Linked DNA regions of Homo sapiens: region 2 is linked to region 1. The links are chromatin loops, found by intact Hi-C in ENCODE. Cell type or tissue: CD14-positive monocyte. All regions are shown on one strand.

What was found. Hi-C counts contacts between places; a loop is a spot of excess contacts. Peaks named below come from ENCODE experiments on the same cell type or tissue, not always from the same donor. Only the 100,000 strongest peaks of a DNase experiment are listed, where the experiment ranks them.
Region 2: a loop joins it to region 1, with 2.4 times the contacts of the local background. A loop is called at or near these places in 32 of 110 quality-filtered maps.

What each region holds. Positions count from the first base shown.
Region 1 is chr21:37,432,239-37,440,238 of GRCh38, forward strand. The region is part of intron 2 of DYRK1A (dual specificity tyrosine phosphorylation regulated kinase 1A); the gene reads left to right. Among named protein-coding and RNA genes, the nearest start is that of DYRK1A, 69 kb to the left of the region's middle. RefSeq lists enhancers at 1,836-4,117, 2,793-3,421. In CD14-positive monocyte, no CTCF peak of the experiment used is centred here; a DNase peak (open chromatin) is centred at 3,043; H3K4me3 peaks cover 1,208 bases; H3K27ac peaks cover 5,178 bases.
Region 2 is chr21:37,370,447-37,378,446 of GRCh38, forward strand. All of the region lies in intron 1 of DYRK1A (dual specificity tyrosine phosphorylation regulated kinase 1A), which reads left to right. Among named protein-coding and RNA genes, the nearest start is that of DYRK1A, 7.7 kb to the left of the region's middle. In CD14-positive monocyte, no CTCF peak of the experiment used is centred here; DNase peaks (open chromatin) are centred at 115 and 4,525; H3K4me3 peaks cover 917 bases; H3K27ac peaks cover 6,022 bases.

The sequences.
Region 1 (8,000 bases):
AATGTGAGTTAGTTGATTCAGAAGAGTAAAGAATAGTCCAATAGTCCAGTAGTTAAAAATTTATGTCTGTAATCCAGATTTAAATACCAGTTTATCTTCTAGCTTTATAAACAGTCTTAATGAGAAGTAGGGGACAAAAAAGAAGCAGGATTGCCCTTAGGTTAGAGAATAGAAATATCTACTTGGCTTAACGTTTTTATGAAAGATGTCCAGCAAAACTGTGGTGGCAGCCTCACTTTAGAGAATGAGGTATTAAAAACTTGACCAAGGTAGTCATGCCAGACTTTTGAATATTTTTCCAAATAAGATGGCTTCAAATTGAAAAATTTTATCCACTTGATATTTTTCAAAACTATAAAGCTGTGTTCTATTTCTACCTAAAATATAAAATTGTTAGTATGGTATGATTTGTCATTTGAGATGATCTTGGCTAATACATTACTGGGCATAATAATGGCTATTACACATTGAGAGGATAGAGGCTGTTTCCGTGTCTCAAGCATCATTAACTGCAGATAAAAAAAAGTTAACAGTTATTCTAAAAATATTTCTTATAGGGGAGAAAATGTAATCAGTATATTGTATGTTTTAGTCTGGTGTGGTGGTGCAAGCTTGTAATCCCAGCTACTCAGGAGGCTGAGGCAGGAGAATAGCTTGAACCCAGGAGGCGGAAGTTGCAGTGAGCCGAGATCGCGCCATTGCACTCCAGCCTGGGCAAAAGAGCAAAACTCCATCTAAAAAAAAAAAAAAAAGTTAATGATTAATTGTATACTTAGAAAACTTACTTTCTTTACTAGGAATTCTAAATATATATATATATATATATATGTAATGAAGATTTTAGTTTAGTAAGTTAACTATTTTAAAACATGTTTAATGTTTAATTTCTGATTCTAAAAGTAGTACTTTTTGGTACTTTCCTAAACTCCATAATTTAAGTAACTTTAAAAAGAACTGATGCTAAGCTAAACATTTAAATTGAGGATTATCCCAGAGCATCTGTCACTAGGCAGATGATGTTTCCTTATGTCTCTAGTCCCCAAAGGAAAGTAGGAGTGCCAAGTTTTTAATATTTGTCCCTTTCAAGAAGGGGAAAGTTTTGTGATACAAAAAATGTTTAAGAGGTGGACCAGGAAACAGTCCCTTGACATGGAAAATGCCCAGGCTGAGTTAGGATTGCTTTATCTATATGGAGGGAATAAGAACCTGGGAGAACAAACCAAAATATTAAAGATTCATGAGTAAGAGTATGAATGAAATTGGCTTTAAAATCTTTCCCTTTTATTTCTCTCTTACCTTTATCCTTCGGAATTAAAGGAGGCTAATGCAGGTTCCAAGTAGTTCAAAAATGTACCAAAAGTTGTGAAGTTTAAAGGGCTGAGATTGAGTCTTTCAGGGAATGGATTAAATACTTTGGTTTCGACAGTGATTTTCAAACCTGTCTTAAGCCTTGACTCGTAGTGTGTAGATGATAGTATCGTGAATGATCCTGAGCTAATCTCATGAAAGCTTACATTTAAACAAATTTTCATATGGACAAGAAACCAAGAGACATTGATGTGTGACTAAAATATTGATTATTCATGGATTCTGCGAGAGCTTTGCTTTTTATCTGTGGGATCTTACGCATTATGTTTCTAAAAATATAGTTTCTTTGTTTCTAGGATGGGGGGGTTAATATTAGATTATTTTTAAGTTTCCTTCTAGTTTTAGAGTTATTGATCCTTTTTCTGACTTTTAGAACCTGACTTTTCCAGTCTTGGTTTCATTGGACTTTAACGGGTTCCAGAATTCCTGAGTAGAGAGAACATGGGAAGAAATTAAGGGACAGGTGTGGGTGATGGGTGCTTAGAGATGGTGGAAAAGTGGCTTCAGGAGAAGAGAAATTGTAGTGTTAGGGATAGGACCAGCATGCTCTTCTCTTGGAATCTGATGCTTGAAATCTACTCTGTCTTAATGAAATATACTTTACAAATGCTAGACGTCTTTCTGGAGACGTTTATAGACACTCTATGGAAAAATATCTAAAAATCATGAAATTTTTCATGATGTGGAATGAATCTGTACTCTATTTAGGAGGAGATAATTGCTAGGCTAGGTGGGACAAGTTGATCTATTTTAAAATAAAATTGTATCTTTTATAAGGCACAAATGGGAACTGTGTCTCCTTGACATGTTTCAAAGCATTTCTCTGAATATGTGAGATTAAAGAAACTCTCAACCACTCAGAATTGTCAGAACACTGATGTTCTTTAAAACTATCTTTGTAGCTGTTAGTATGTACTGACACAGTTGAAGTTTTTAATGTTTTATTCATTATTAGACATTTTGCATATGAATGTAATGTCTTTTATTTACAGTTACATCTTAACTGAACTTGGTTCCCAGATATGAGTATTATTTACTTGGTCTCAGTCTTCATATTTTAAGCTCTATAGGTTAATACTTAATTGGGTTTTATTTTAAAATTATTTTTGAAGCTATATATTAAAGTTTGTCGTAATAAACCAAATGTTAGTTTTCCTCCACCTGGGAATACTTGAGACTTCAGTGAGCCACGCTTTCTGTTATGCCCACCTCTTTAGTCTTTCCATTATAGAATAAACATGCTTTGTGTGATTTCTCTAAAATGTAATGTTTGAGAATCTATTTTAATGTATAGAAAGACATTTACATAATGCTTTTGAGTAGGTGGGGAAAAAAGTTGAAATGTTGATGGCAGCATCTGTTAGAAAAACTCACATGTCTATATAGTAAAAAGTTAAAATTACAACAAATGCACTACTTTAACTGTGTTCTGCATGTTATTCCATGGGATCGCCTTTGGAGTAAAGTAGAATATGTTTCTAGTCTTTTATAGTTGGTGTTAATTTTGTTCTAAACGTGAAAGTGTTAACAGCAAGTTGAAAATGTGACAAAGCTCAATTTCATTTCTTGTTTATTGCTTGTTTTCCTATTGGACAATTGGAAGTAGCTTTGCCCTGGCAACTAAAATAGGCTATTTGCATAACCTAGTTTGATTGGCTAGCATCCTGACTAACAGTTCCAATCATATGGTGTCGGTTTAGTGGTAGGCTATGCTAATTAGCCGCTGTTGCTGGGGTTCAGGGATGGTTTCTGTGTGCTGTTCTGCTGCATTGTGTTGCCTGGTGAGAGACATTGATAAATGAGCGTTTAATGATCTGCAGCAGTTCCCACTCACTGCGGGCAGGCGGATTTTAGAACAGAAGTGGAAATAAGGCTTTAATTGCTCTGTTAAATAACTGTAACCAAAATATGTGTATTACATTTTAGAAATTAAGTTGTATGAAATCTTAAATACTTCATAACACAAAAGGAAAATACTTTAGCTTTGTCTCTTAAAATATAACTCAGGTAGCAGCACTATGCACAGGTTTCCTAAAACTGTGAAACTGATCATTTTTTTCAGATCAGAAACAGTACCCTTGTAGTAAGTAGCATGCTTGATTTTTCTTATGACTTTGACCTTTTATAAAGATACACGTTTGTATTTAATAAAATGTTGCAAGCTTTTGGGCAGAATTTATCTTGTACTGCCTGTGTAGTCTAGCAAATAAGAGCATAAACTTGAATTCCCTGTTCTTCTTCTGTTGAATTTGAAGATCAGGTTGTTATTCACTACCTCCTGCTATTACTTTTCTAATTGAAGTCAGATGTTTTAACTGTTGCTTGTACCGTTATGTTGGTGTATGTGAAGTCTTTATTGGTACTGTCAGATGGTAGGTTCTGCAGAAAAAAAAATCAGTTCTTTGTTTAAGGAACATGAGGTGAAGAATAAATACATGTGACGTTAGATTAAAAATTCAAGATGACCATATGGAAAAGTGCTGTAAGGATTTATCTGGAAGGGTATAGGGGAAAAAATTCTAGGCCTTTTTATGATAGGGACATGGGAAATGGATTGAGAGTCTGGGAAAGGGTTAAAGAGGAAGCCCATAGAATTTGTGTTAAGGTTTTAAATATCACTTAGGTTTCAAACAGCTAGAGAGTAATAAGAAGAAAGAGCATTTTAGGGTGAGGAATAGGTGAGCAAAAGTAATGTTTCTGGTATTCAGTTGTCAAATGTAAGTGGTCACAGTGATCAAGGACTCCGGGGCCTTAGGTGTGTCAGTGCCCCAGCTTCCAGGCAGGCTTGTGTCATTCCCTTGAAATAAGACCTGGTGTCTTACTGTTCCAGCTAGCACCATTTCTGGCTTTTTGTCACTTGGTTTTGTTGGAAGCAGGGCTGTCCACTTTTTGTGTCTGATGGTTAAAGCATAGGACTCTTTTGCCTTCTTTTGTCCCTCCCATTGGCCCTAAAGCATTGAAACACGGATGCCAAAAATAATTCATGTGAATTTAGATGTTTGTATTAAATTTTCTGTAAAGTGTATCCCTTTAATTGTTCTGGCCTTTATTTAAGAGCATAGTAAAATTAGACAAGCTAACTGGACAATCTTACAGACTAGTAAAGAATGAAAACCAACATTAAACCATAACATTTGATTCTTAATCACACGTCCCCAGGCATATATACTGAACATGTATTCTAAAATAAATTTACAGAAATGCTTTATTCAACCAGTCAGAGGGGACCTAGATACAGAATTTATAATTTAACAGAGGTGGATATGTCTTTACATAACTATATGACATGGTGGAGTATGGAGTATCCATGCTGTAAGAGAGGTGGAAATTCAGAAGAGGGAGAAATTTTTGGATTGGGACTAGGAAAAGATTCTTGGCGAAAATGGTATTTCATATGGTCTTGAGGAATGGGCAGTATTTTAACAGGTGATGTTTGAAGGCTACAGGGTGTGGAAGATGCTATACCAGTTGAAGATGGGGGCCTGTTCGAAAATTGCATTTACTAAGGTAGATGGTAGAGGAGACTATGTTGTTGAGGGCCCTAAGTGGTGGATAGTATAGACTTTGAAGTTTTTCTTGTAAAAAGTGGGGGATTTTTGAATTTTTTACAGCAGTGGTTCACAATGTGTTTTTTAAAAACACATGCCCTCCATGAATGTTTGCAAGTTTCAAAATAGACATTTCTTTGATTTTTAAAATATGAAAATGTGGTATTGAGTAATTTCAAGGGGTTTTTGAGTTGCCATCATCTAAAACGAGATATGTTGTAGGAGAAGCAGATTTTTTTGTGGAGTGGAGGGAAGGGATTGATTGTACTTAGAGTCAGGTTTTGAATGGGTTAAAAGTTTTTAAAACAGCTTTATTGTGTTATAATTGGCCTACAGTAAACTTCACATAATTGAAAGTATACAATTTGATGGATTTTGACAAGTATTACTTGTGAAACTTTTACCACAAGTCAGATAATGAAGATTTATTACTTCACTTGTTCCAGAATTTTATATAAACAGGATTATATGTGTTCTTTTTGCCTGGTTTTAGTTCTTTTGAGAGTCATATGTGTTGTGATACCTATCAGTAGTTCACTGTTTTTATTGCTGAGTAGTATTTCATTGTGTGTATATACTTTGGTTTATCCACTTACCTGTTGAAGCACATTTGGGTTGTTTCCAGTTTTTGTCTATTACAAATAAAGATGCTATGAATATTGTTGTACAACTTTTTGTATGGACATATGTTTTTATTTCTCTTTATTTCCTAACATTGGAGTGACTCAATCATGTGGTGGGTATATGCCTAACTTTTAAAGAAACTGCTAAATGGTTTTACAAAGTAGTTGTACCGTTTTACATTTTCACCAGCAGTTCAGGAGAGTTTCAGTTGCTTCACATTTTGCCATATTTGGTGGTCAGCCTTTTTAATTTTAGCCATTCTAATACTTGGGTAGTGATATCTCATTGTGTTTCTCTGTGATTAATGTTGTTGAGCATCTTTGTATGTACTTTTTTGCCCCCTGTATGTCGTGTTTGGTGAAGTGTTTGTTCAAATCTTTTGTCATTCTTTTTTCGGTTATTGAGCTTTTAGAGTTTCTTATACATTTGATACAAATCCTTTATCAAATACATGATTTGCTAAGCTTTTCTCCTAGTCCATGGCTTGTCTTTTTATTCTCTTTAAAAGTGTCTTGAAGATCTGATGTTTTCAATTTTTATGAAGCCTAATTTATTCATTTGTTCTTTTATGAAAGCTGCTTTTGGAAAGTTTTTGCATAATTGTCCCATGATCAAAAACGTTTTTGCCTATGTTTGTTGTTGTTTTTTTCCCCACTAGATTTTACAGTTTTAGGTTTTATATTTAAGTCTGTGGTCCATTTGGAGTTAATGTTTGTTAATAGTGTGCTGCAAAGTATAGATCAAAGATCACTTTTTTTTGCAAATGGATATTCATTTATTGTAGAACCATTTGTCAAAAGGACTGTCCTTTCTCCACTGAATTGCCTTTGCACCTTTGTCAAAAATCAGTCTTCCATATATGTGTGGGTCTGTTTGTGGATTTTCCATTCTGTTCCATTAATCTATTTGTCCTGATACCAATACCATATTGTGTTGACCTTCTGTGGCCTTAATAATAATTAATGCAATCAGGTAGTCTTAATTCTACAACTTTCCTCTTATTCAAAGTTTTTATAACTACTCTAGGTCTTTTGCATTTTCATATGAATTTTCAAATCAGTTCGCTAATTTCTTCAATAAAGTTTGCTAGGATGTTGATTGGGGTTGTGTTGAATATATAGATAATTTCAGAAGAATTGATACTTTAACTGTATTGATTTTTGGACCCGTGCACATATATCTATTTAGCCCTTTCTCTCATTTTTCTAATTTTCAGTATGCAGTTTTTTCATGTATTTTGTCAGGTTTATGCCTAAGTATTTCATATTTTTGTCACTATTTTAAATGGCTTTTAAATTTCAGTTTCTGATATATAGTTACAGTACTAGCACATAGAAATACAATTGATATAAATATATCCTTGTATTCTGTGACCTTGCTAAAATCACTTAATAATGCAGCTTTTTGGTAGGTTCCATCACATTTTCTATCTAGATAATCACATTTCCTATGATGAGAGACAATTTTTCTGCTTTCCAGTTTGGTTACCTTGTATGTATTTCTTTTTCTTGCCGTTCTACATTGGCTCCAACCTCTATGGAATGTGGAATATATATGGAACATAGACTACAATGTTGAATAGAAGTAGTGAAAGAGGACATTCTGTTTTGTTCTTTATGTTAGAGGATCAAACAGTATGTTAGCTGTAGAGTTTTTTTGTCAGTGTCCTTTATCACAAGGGTCCCCAACCCCTGGTACTGTCTGAGGCCTGTTAGGAACTGGGCCGCACAGCAGGAGGTGCCGAGCACTACCACCTGAGCTCTGCCTCTTTTCACGTCACCTGAAGCATTAGACTCGCATAGACATGCACATGCAAGGGATCCAGGTTGCGTGCTTCTTATGAGAGTCTAATGCCTGATGATCTGAGGTAGAACAGTTTTTCATTCTGAAACCATATCTCCCCCCATGGAAAAACTGTCCTCCATGAAACCAGTCCCTGGTGCCAAAAAGTTTGGGGGACCGCTGCTTTATCAGATTGGGAAAGATACCTTCTATTTCTAGTTAATGAAAGTTTGTTTTAGGTCAAGTATGGATGTTGGATTTGTCAAATGTTTTTTCTGCATCTCCCGAGATTACCACATGGTTTTTATTTTTTAGTTAATTTGATGAATTGTACTGATTGATTTCTTAATGTTAAACTGATAATAGTGTTTGCTGAAATAAAGGTCACTTTGTTATGATGGTCTTTATTTTGATTGTTTGATTCAAATAGTTACAATTTTGTTTAGAATTTTTATATCTTATGTTCATGAAAGATATTGGGGTTTTATTGATTTCTGTTTTTCTGTTTTGTTGATTTCTACTCTGGATCCTTATTTTTGTTATTCCGTTGACTTTGATTTTGTTTGCTCCTTTTTTTTTTTTTTTTTTTTTTTGAGACGGAGTTTCACTCTGTTTCCCAGGCTGGAGTGCAGTGGTGTGATCTCGGTTCACTGCAACCTCCGCCCCCTGGGTTCAAGT
Region 2 (8,000 bases), 62 kb before region 1:
CACTGAACACAAGATTAGTAGAAGAGTGGGCTTCACTTGTGACTTTCTTGGTATTTGTGATTAGGCGTGTGCCAGTTTGTCTTTGCTTTGGCATTAGCTTTCCTCATATTTGAGAAGGCTTTCACGTTTCCTGTACACACACAGGAAGCAGTTTCACCCCTCCCCAAGAAAAAACTTATCTAAACCCAGCAAAACCCAAAAACTTCCAGAAAGTCTTTATCAAGAATTTAGTTCCTCATCCCCAAAGTTGTGTTAGTCTTATTTTGTAGTAATCATAAGCAGTTATTTAAACTGAACCAAGAATCTTTACTTTCTGTTGAGTGTTTTGGTGATTTTACCTCCATATATGTTCGTCTATTTTCGATTTAGAAGTAAAGATATTACGTGAAACTATTAGTAATGTTTCCTGAAACTTGATACTAACAGTTTGCTCTGTGAAAGTGAATTGTGTGACCAGTGTAATAGCACCTTATGTATATATGGTGGTTTTGCCTTTTAAAAGACTTTTTACCAGATGTTATCTTGACTGTTGGGCAATTTTCTGATGGCTAGAGAGGTGGTAATTTATGACCCAAAGCTTGCTCAACTTTGGATTAAAAAGTTTGGAGAGTTAAAATTTGTGTTTAATTACTTGGAAAAATCAGCAAATTATATTAAATTACCTAAAATTTCTCCTCAGTTGCTCCCAAATGAAGAAAGCTTTTTGAAATCTTGCCTTATGTCAGTGCTACAATTTTAAGCTAGAGTTGTAAAGTTTACCATAGAGTGTTTGAAAGTGAAATGTAGACTTCATGTGACTAAAATAATCATTGAAGGTTCGTTCATATTGGGTAATTGAAGAAAGATCTTATTTGTTAATACTGGCTACCAGCAGCCTTAGTTTGATTATTATTTTTTTATATGGAAACAAAATGATTTGGAAATATTGCACTGCGTAAGCCAGCTAGGTATTTAAAAAGTTAAGCTTTTGCTTTGAAATCCTACTTCCAGAGTACTAAAACGAGTGAGAATTGTTTATTGGTGATAATACCCTACGTTGAACACGTGAAATGGTGTGGTTTCTTTTGGGCATATATGTTTTGCTAATGTAGAACCATTTTGGTGTCTTGGCAATTGGTTCTTATACCAGAGCTATGTATCTTCTCTTCTAGAAAGCGATATTTAAAAGTTTGTATTACTGTTAAAACTAGGTTTTGACAAGTTACATAATTTTTTTTTGGTTTGGGGCAGATGCTCATATCTGATACATAGTGAGTAATAGCTTAAAATGTGTCTTTGTTCTTGTCAGTGAATATTCTTGTTTTATCTCCCCATGTTAGAAAAGTTTGTTTTAATTGATTTTTGGGGGGGGCCCAGTGAACTGGCTTAACATAGAATGAAACTGGCTTTCAGCATCAACTCTATTTTAAATAACATCCCTGTTCATTAAATAACCCCCTAATTTTTCTTGAGTGTATAACATTTCCAATGACAAGATTTGATTTTTTAATTTTTAAAAAAGCTTTCACAAAAAGCTTTTCCGTATTATCATTATCTATATTATTTGATAATATAGAGCCATTTCGACATCTTGGCAGTTGGTTCTTCTACCAGAGCTATGCATTTTCTCTTCTGGGTTTTTCACAAAAGCTTTTGCATGTCCGTAAAATGTTATGGACATGTATGGTTAAGGCTTGCATCTTGGCACCCATGTATTTGGGTAAAAAGATGCTTGAGGCCTGGCGTGGTGGCTCACACCTGTAATCTCAGCACTTTGGGAGGCCAGGGTGGGCGGATCACTTGAGGCCAGGAGTTCGAAACCAGCCTGGGCAACATGGTGAAACCCTGTCTCAAAAAACAAAACAAAACAAAAAAAAAACAGGTGTGTTAGTGCCACCTGTAGTCCAGGCTACTCAGGAGACTGAGGTGGGAGGATCAGTTGAGCCTGGGAGGTGGGGGGTTGCAGTGAGCTGAGATTGTGTCACTGCACTCCAGCCTGGGTGACAGAGTGGAGCACTGTCTCAAAAAAAAAAAAAAAGGTTTGAACTGTGACATCTGTCTGTCTGCTTGCTATCCAGTTATAGACAGCAGTTGAGGCAGCATGATACTGTGGAAAGATCCCCTGCCCATGAAACCATGAACAGAGGCTCCAGAATCTGGCTGATCTGAGTCTCAACAGGTTCTGTTGGCTGTGTGACTTTAGGTACAGTGATTTCACCAAACATCAGTTCCCTCATCTGTAAAATGAGGTTGATAGTAATTAGCATAGGAATCTTGTGAAAATTGAGATAATGCATGTACATTTCTTCATGGATTTCTTTCTCCTCCTTTTTTCTCTCCTCATCTTCATTCATGCTCATTCTGTGATCCTAGCATAAATATTTTCTTCAGAGAGGCCTTCCCCAAACCAGGTAGTCTTCCTTGGCCATGCATTCTTTTTTTTGGCCAAGCAGGACCATTTGTTTTTCTTTGCAACCCTTACTGCAAATATGATTATTCATATATGTTCTTATATATAATTGTTCATTAAATTTCATTTAATATAATTGTAAATTTAATTTCTCCATTAAATTTTAAAGTCCATTTGGACAGGAAGAAGTTTTTCTTGATCATGGCTGTAACTCCAGTGCCTGGCACATAGGGGGTTTAGATTCATAGAATGATAGAATGCGGAACCTGTATGTTGAATCCTTCCTGACTACCACTCCTTAGCCATGTCATCTTGGGCAAAACAGCTTCTCCTCGCTTCAGTATCCTGTATGCCAGATATAGATAGCACCGGCTGCCCTGCCCAGGATTTTGAGAATGTGAAATGAGACACTATAATGAAGTGCTGAAGTGTAAAATGCCATATAAATATAAAATGGCACAGTAGCAATAATCTCAGTAATGGGGTTATTCAGTAGGAAGCTCTATTGTGACTTAAGAGTATAGAATTTTAGCTTTGCTGAGTTGGTTGGTAGCTAATATTTAAGAGTTACGATAAATTTAAGCTTTCTTATATGTACCAGTTAGAATGTAGATGGGCCTGTTTCTGACTAAATACAGTGGCTTAAACGAGAAATTTATTTTTCCTTCATAAAACAACAGTATAACTTATCTAAGGCTGATATGGTGGCACCACGATGTGAGGGAGCTTGGTTCCTTCTGTCTTGTTGCTTTCCTGTGCTTACCATTTTCTTCATAGTACAAGGCAGTTTCTCACTACATCCACAGTCCAGGAATAGGATTTTGGGAAGGCACATTCCATCCCTTTAAAGACAAACCTGGAAGTTGCATACATGATTTTTCTTCATACCCTATTGGTCATAACTTAGTCATGTGGCCATGTTTAGATACAAAGGAGTCTGGGATATGTGGTCTTTGATAGGTGACTATTTGGCTGAAAATTTGGGTCTACTGAAGAAGGGGAGAATGGGGGATGATTAAACATTGCCTGTTACACTTCAAAATGTTTTGGGAGAAGCTTCCAGAAATAGACTTTGAAAATACAATGGATTGCATTAGTTAATAAGTTTATTTTCTGTATTTAATCATTAATTTTTTAAACTATGGTATGTGAATTCAAATAGACCGTTATGCAAAATATAAGTAAGTGGTCAGATTAGAAAAATGTAGCTATACTTTTAGTAGTGAAGGGATTTTGGGTCTAATAACAGTTATTTTACTGACGCTTTATTTTCTGATAGAAACATGGTTCTTGATTGCTGTGCTTGTATCACGTAAGCAATATTTGAAATCTGAGCTTTTGCATTTAGTGTTAATAGTCCACTGGACCAACTGAATGTCTTCTTGCTCATACCCTCAGCAAACAATGCTACAATAACACTCGCATGTTGTCAGGATGTCATAAAGATTTGAGTCACCGAACACTGCAAGAAGGATGATAGCAGAGATATTTAAACGTACATTTACTATCTAGTATGTTCCTCTTGAATTCCTGTGGATTTGAAAAAAGAGAAATATAAATATCTAAGATTCCCTTAAACTATGAAATATTATTAGCTCTAGTACAGACTTGGGAAAACTAATGGTTCCCAAACAGTCTTCTGGAGAACTTGTCAAAGTTAAGAGATTTCCAAGCTCAGATGCCTCTCTTTCTGTAGGTTTAGAGTGATGCTCTGGAATCTGCTTTCTTTTTTTTTGAGACAGAGTCTCGCTCTGTCGCCCAGGCTGGAGTACAGTGGTGCGATCTCGGTTTACTGCAAGCTCCGCCTCCTGGGTTCACGCCATTCTTGTGCCTCAGCCTCCCAAGTAGCTGGGACCACAGGCGCCTGTCACCACGCCTGGCTAATTTTTTTGTATTTTTAGTAGAGACGGGGTTTCACTGTGTTAGCCAGGATGGTCTCAATCTCCTGACCTCGTGATCCGCCTGCCTTGGCCTCCCAAAGTGCTGGGATTACAGGCTTGAGCCACTGGGCCTAGCTGGAATCTGTTTTCTTAAGGACTCCAGGTAATCCTGATGCAGTAGGAACATTTTGAGAAACACCAATAAAGTTCATTTCTCACATATTAGAGAAGGAAGTGGGTGCAGAGAAGCTGAGTGACTAATCAGTGCCTCAGAATAAGCAGGCCTGGGACTAGCATTGTTTTTCCTGACTCTTCGTTCTTTGTTCTTTCTACAGAAGAGGGAATAAAGGACAAGGTGTACAGAGTGCAGTGGGATTTTATAGGAATAGTTATCATCTTAAAGTAAGTATGTGGCTTTTAATGTGGGAGCTTATGTCTAGTGAATGGTTGGCCCAGTTGTCCTTTTTGCCCTATAGAAAAATAATGTGAATATTTAAATACTCAAGTGAATGTTTAAAGGTTAAGTGAATATTTAAAGGTGAAAAGCTGAAGGTTTTAAGTAAGGTTTTGTTAGTATCAGCACTATTGTGGGCAATGTATATACAGCATTAGAATAGATGTATAGGCAGCTACTTACTTGACATGATTAGAAGGAACAAAGGTAGTTCTTGTCCTCAAATTACTACTTTCCTTTTAGGTTGCTTGTAATTTTCACTGTTGGAATTCATTTCATTAGATTAAGATAAAATCTGGAATTCTCTAGTTTAAAATTTTAAAATTAGAATATTCCTAGAGGAATATTACTTTTTTTTTTTTTTTTTTTTTTTGAGATGGAGTTTCACTTTTGTCACCCAGGCTGGAGTGCAGTGGCACAATTTCGGCTCACTGCAACCTCCGCCTTCCGGGTTCCAGCAATTCTCCTGCCTCAGCCTCCCGAGTAGCTGGAATTACAGGTGCCTGTCACATACCCGACTAATTTTTTGTTATTTTTAGTAGAGACGGGATTTCACTATGTTGGTCAGACTGGTCTCCAACTCCTGACCTTGGCCTCCCGAAGTGTTGAGATTATAGGTGTGAGCCACCACACCCAGCCCTGGAGGAATATTCTTTACCTGTTATGAGGTTAACACTTTATTTGTATCAGTTATTATTATTAGATCTAGCCTGAAAACCCATAGCCCTAAATTGGAACAGGCATGCCTGTTTTTGCACCCAAAAGTTGCCTTTTGGCCCGCCAAGCCCCCCTCTTCCTATACCAATATAAACCTGAAACCGCAGGCCCCACAAGCAGACGAGGAGATGAAGAACAGAATGACAGAATGGCTTGGCAGAGAGAAGAGAGAGTCTGAGTGCTGGGAGGAGTTCCACTGGGAGTGGTCAAAGGGGAGAACAGCTGCTTAGTGCAGGTGTCAGTCCAGAAATCAGAATGATGCCTGCACTAAGAATGTTTTGGAAAGGAGGGAAGAACACAGTCCATGTGCCCTTTACTGAGAAAAATGAAGGGTATGTTTAGGCCAGGCGCAGTGGCTCATGCCTGTAATCGCAGCACTTTGGGAGGCCAAGGCGAGTGGATCACGAGGTCAGGAGTTCGAGACCAGCCTGGCTAAAATGGTGAAACCCCCATCTCTACTACAGATACAGAAATTAGCCAGGTGCAGTAGTGAGTGTCTGTAGTCCCAGGTACTTGGGAGGCAGAGGCAGGATAATTGTTGGAACCCTGGAAGCGGACGTTGCAGTGGGCTGAGATCGTGCCACTGCGACAGAGTGAGACTTCGTCTCAATTTTTTTTTTAAGGGTATGTTTAAGAAATATCACCTTGTGGTATGGTCATGGGAAGGTTCATGTGAGTATTCTCTGGTGGCCAGAGGTTGGTAGTGTTAGCTTGCTTCGATGGCTTCCTATCACTGAGAGTGTTGGTAATGGCACTGTGGGTAATTCTGCCTAGGACCCTGCGCTTGATTAACTACTGGACTAGAGGGAGTGTCCCTGTTTTCTTACTGTCTTATTTGTTAGGGCCCGTATTTGAGCAGTGTTATCAAACATATAAGGTACGGTTCTGATCATCTAGGATATTCTAGTTTTTAAAGAGATCCACAAGTAGTATATAGTTTAAAAAAACAAGCTCTGTGGAATGATAGCAGATCATTTCCCCCTTCTCATGTTCCATAATAATAACTGTTCAGTTTTTCCTACCAGAAATGTATGCATGTGTATATATACACACACAATTATATATATTATACTTTTAGTATGTATTGTGTTAGAAAACTATGTATGATTCCATTATTTTTAAGTGCATAGACAGGTGTGTGTGTGTGTATGTACACAGTGTCTGTGTATTTAAAATCCAAACCAAATGGGATCAGACATACTAAACACACAGTTTTGCAACTTAAGCTTTTTATTTATTTAGTTAGTTTTTGAGACGGAGTCTCGCTCTTTCCCCAAGGCTGGAGTGCAGTGGCGCAATCTCGGCTCACTGCAAGCTCCGCCTCCTGGGTTTACGCCATTCTCCTATCTCAGCCTCCCGAGTAGCTGGGACTACAGGCCCCTGCCACCACGCCCGGCTAATTTTTCGTATTTTTAGTAGAGATGGGGTTTCACCATGTTAGTCAGGGTGGTCTCCATCTCCTGACCTCGTGATCCGCTTACCTCGGCCTCCCAAAGTGCTGGGATTACAGGCTTGAGCCACCGTGCCCCGCATTTTTTTTTACTTGACCTATGTTAGAAATATTTCCATGTCAGCTCACAGAGCTCCCATTTTTTAAAATTTGGGACAGAGTCTCGCTGTCACTGAGGCTGAAGTGCAGTGGCATGATCATAGTTCACTGCAGCCTTGACCTCCTGGGTTCAAGCGATCCTCTCACCTTAGCCTCCTGAGTAGCTGAGATTATAGGTGTACACCACCACACCCAGCTAATTTTTAAATTTTTTGTTGAGACATAGTCTTGCTATGTTGCCTAGGCTGGTCTTGAACTCCTGGCCTCAGTGATCCTCCTGTCTTGTCCTCTCACAGTGCAGCTGTGAGACACTGCCCAGCCTCTATTGTTCTTAATGGTCGGAAAGTATTCTGTTCTATGGTTGTACCTCTGTTTAGTCAGACTGCATTAAAGGACATTTAAGTTCATATTTTTGCTCTTTTAAACAATGCTGGTGCGTACTTCCTTGCATGTATAGTTGTGTTCTGTGAGTATTGGCCATAGGATGTCTATTTATAAGGAAAGTGGCTGGTTCACCAGGTATATGGATATTTGAATATATGTTGCCATATTGTCTTCCAGAAAAGTAGCAGTAGTTTATGCTTTCACCAGCAGTGTCTGAGAGTGTATAGTTTCTCAAATCTCACCAACACTGTTGTTACCTTAGATTTTTGTGAATGTAATAGGTGAATAATGATGTCTAGTTGTTTGGATTTGCATTTCTTTAATTATGACTGAGTTTGAACACCTTAAGTTGTACTATAAGATTTTTATTTTAAATAACAAAATAATTCATTCTTCATCAGATGTATGTTATAGTTAAAGTATTTCCTGGGGGCCAGGCATGGTTTCTCACACCTGTAATCCCAGCAATTTGGGAGGCCGAGGTGGGCTGATCACCTGAGGTTGGGAGTTTGAGACGACCCTGACCGACATGGAGAAACCCTGTCTCTACTAAAAATACAAAATCAGCCGGGTGTGGTGGTACATGCCTGTAATCCCAGCTACTGGGGAGGCTGAGGCAGGAGAATT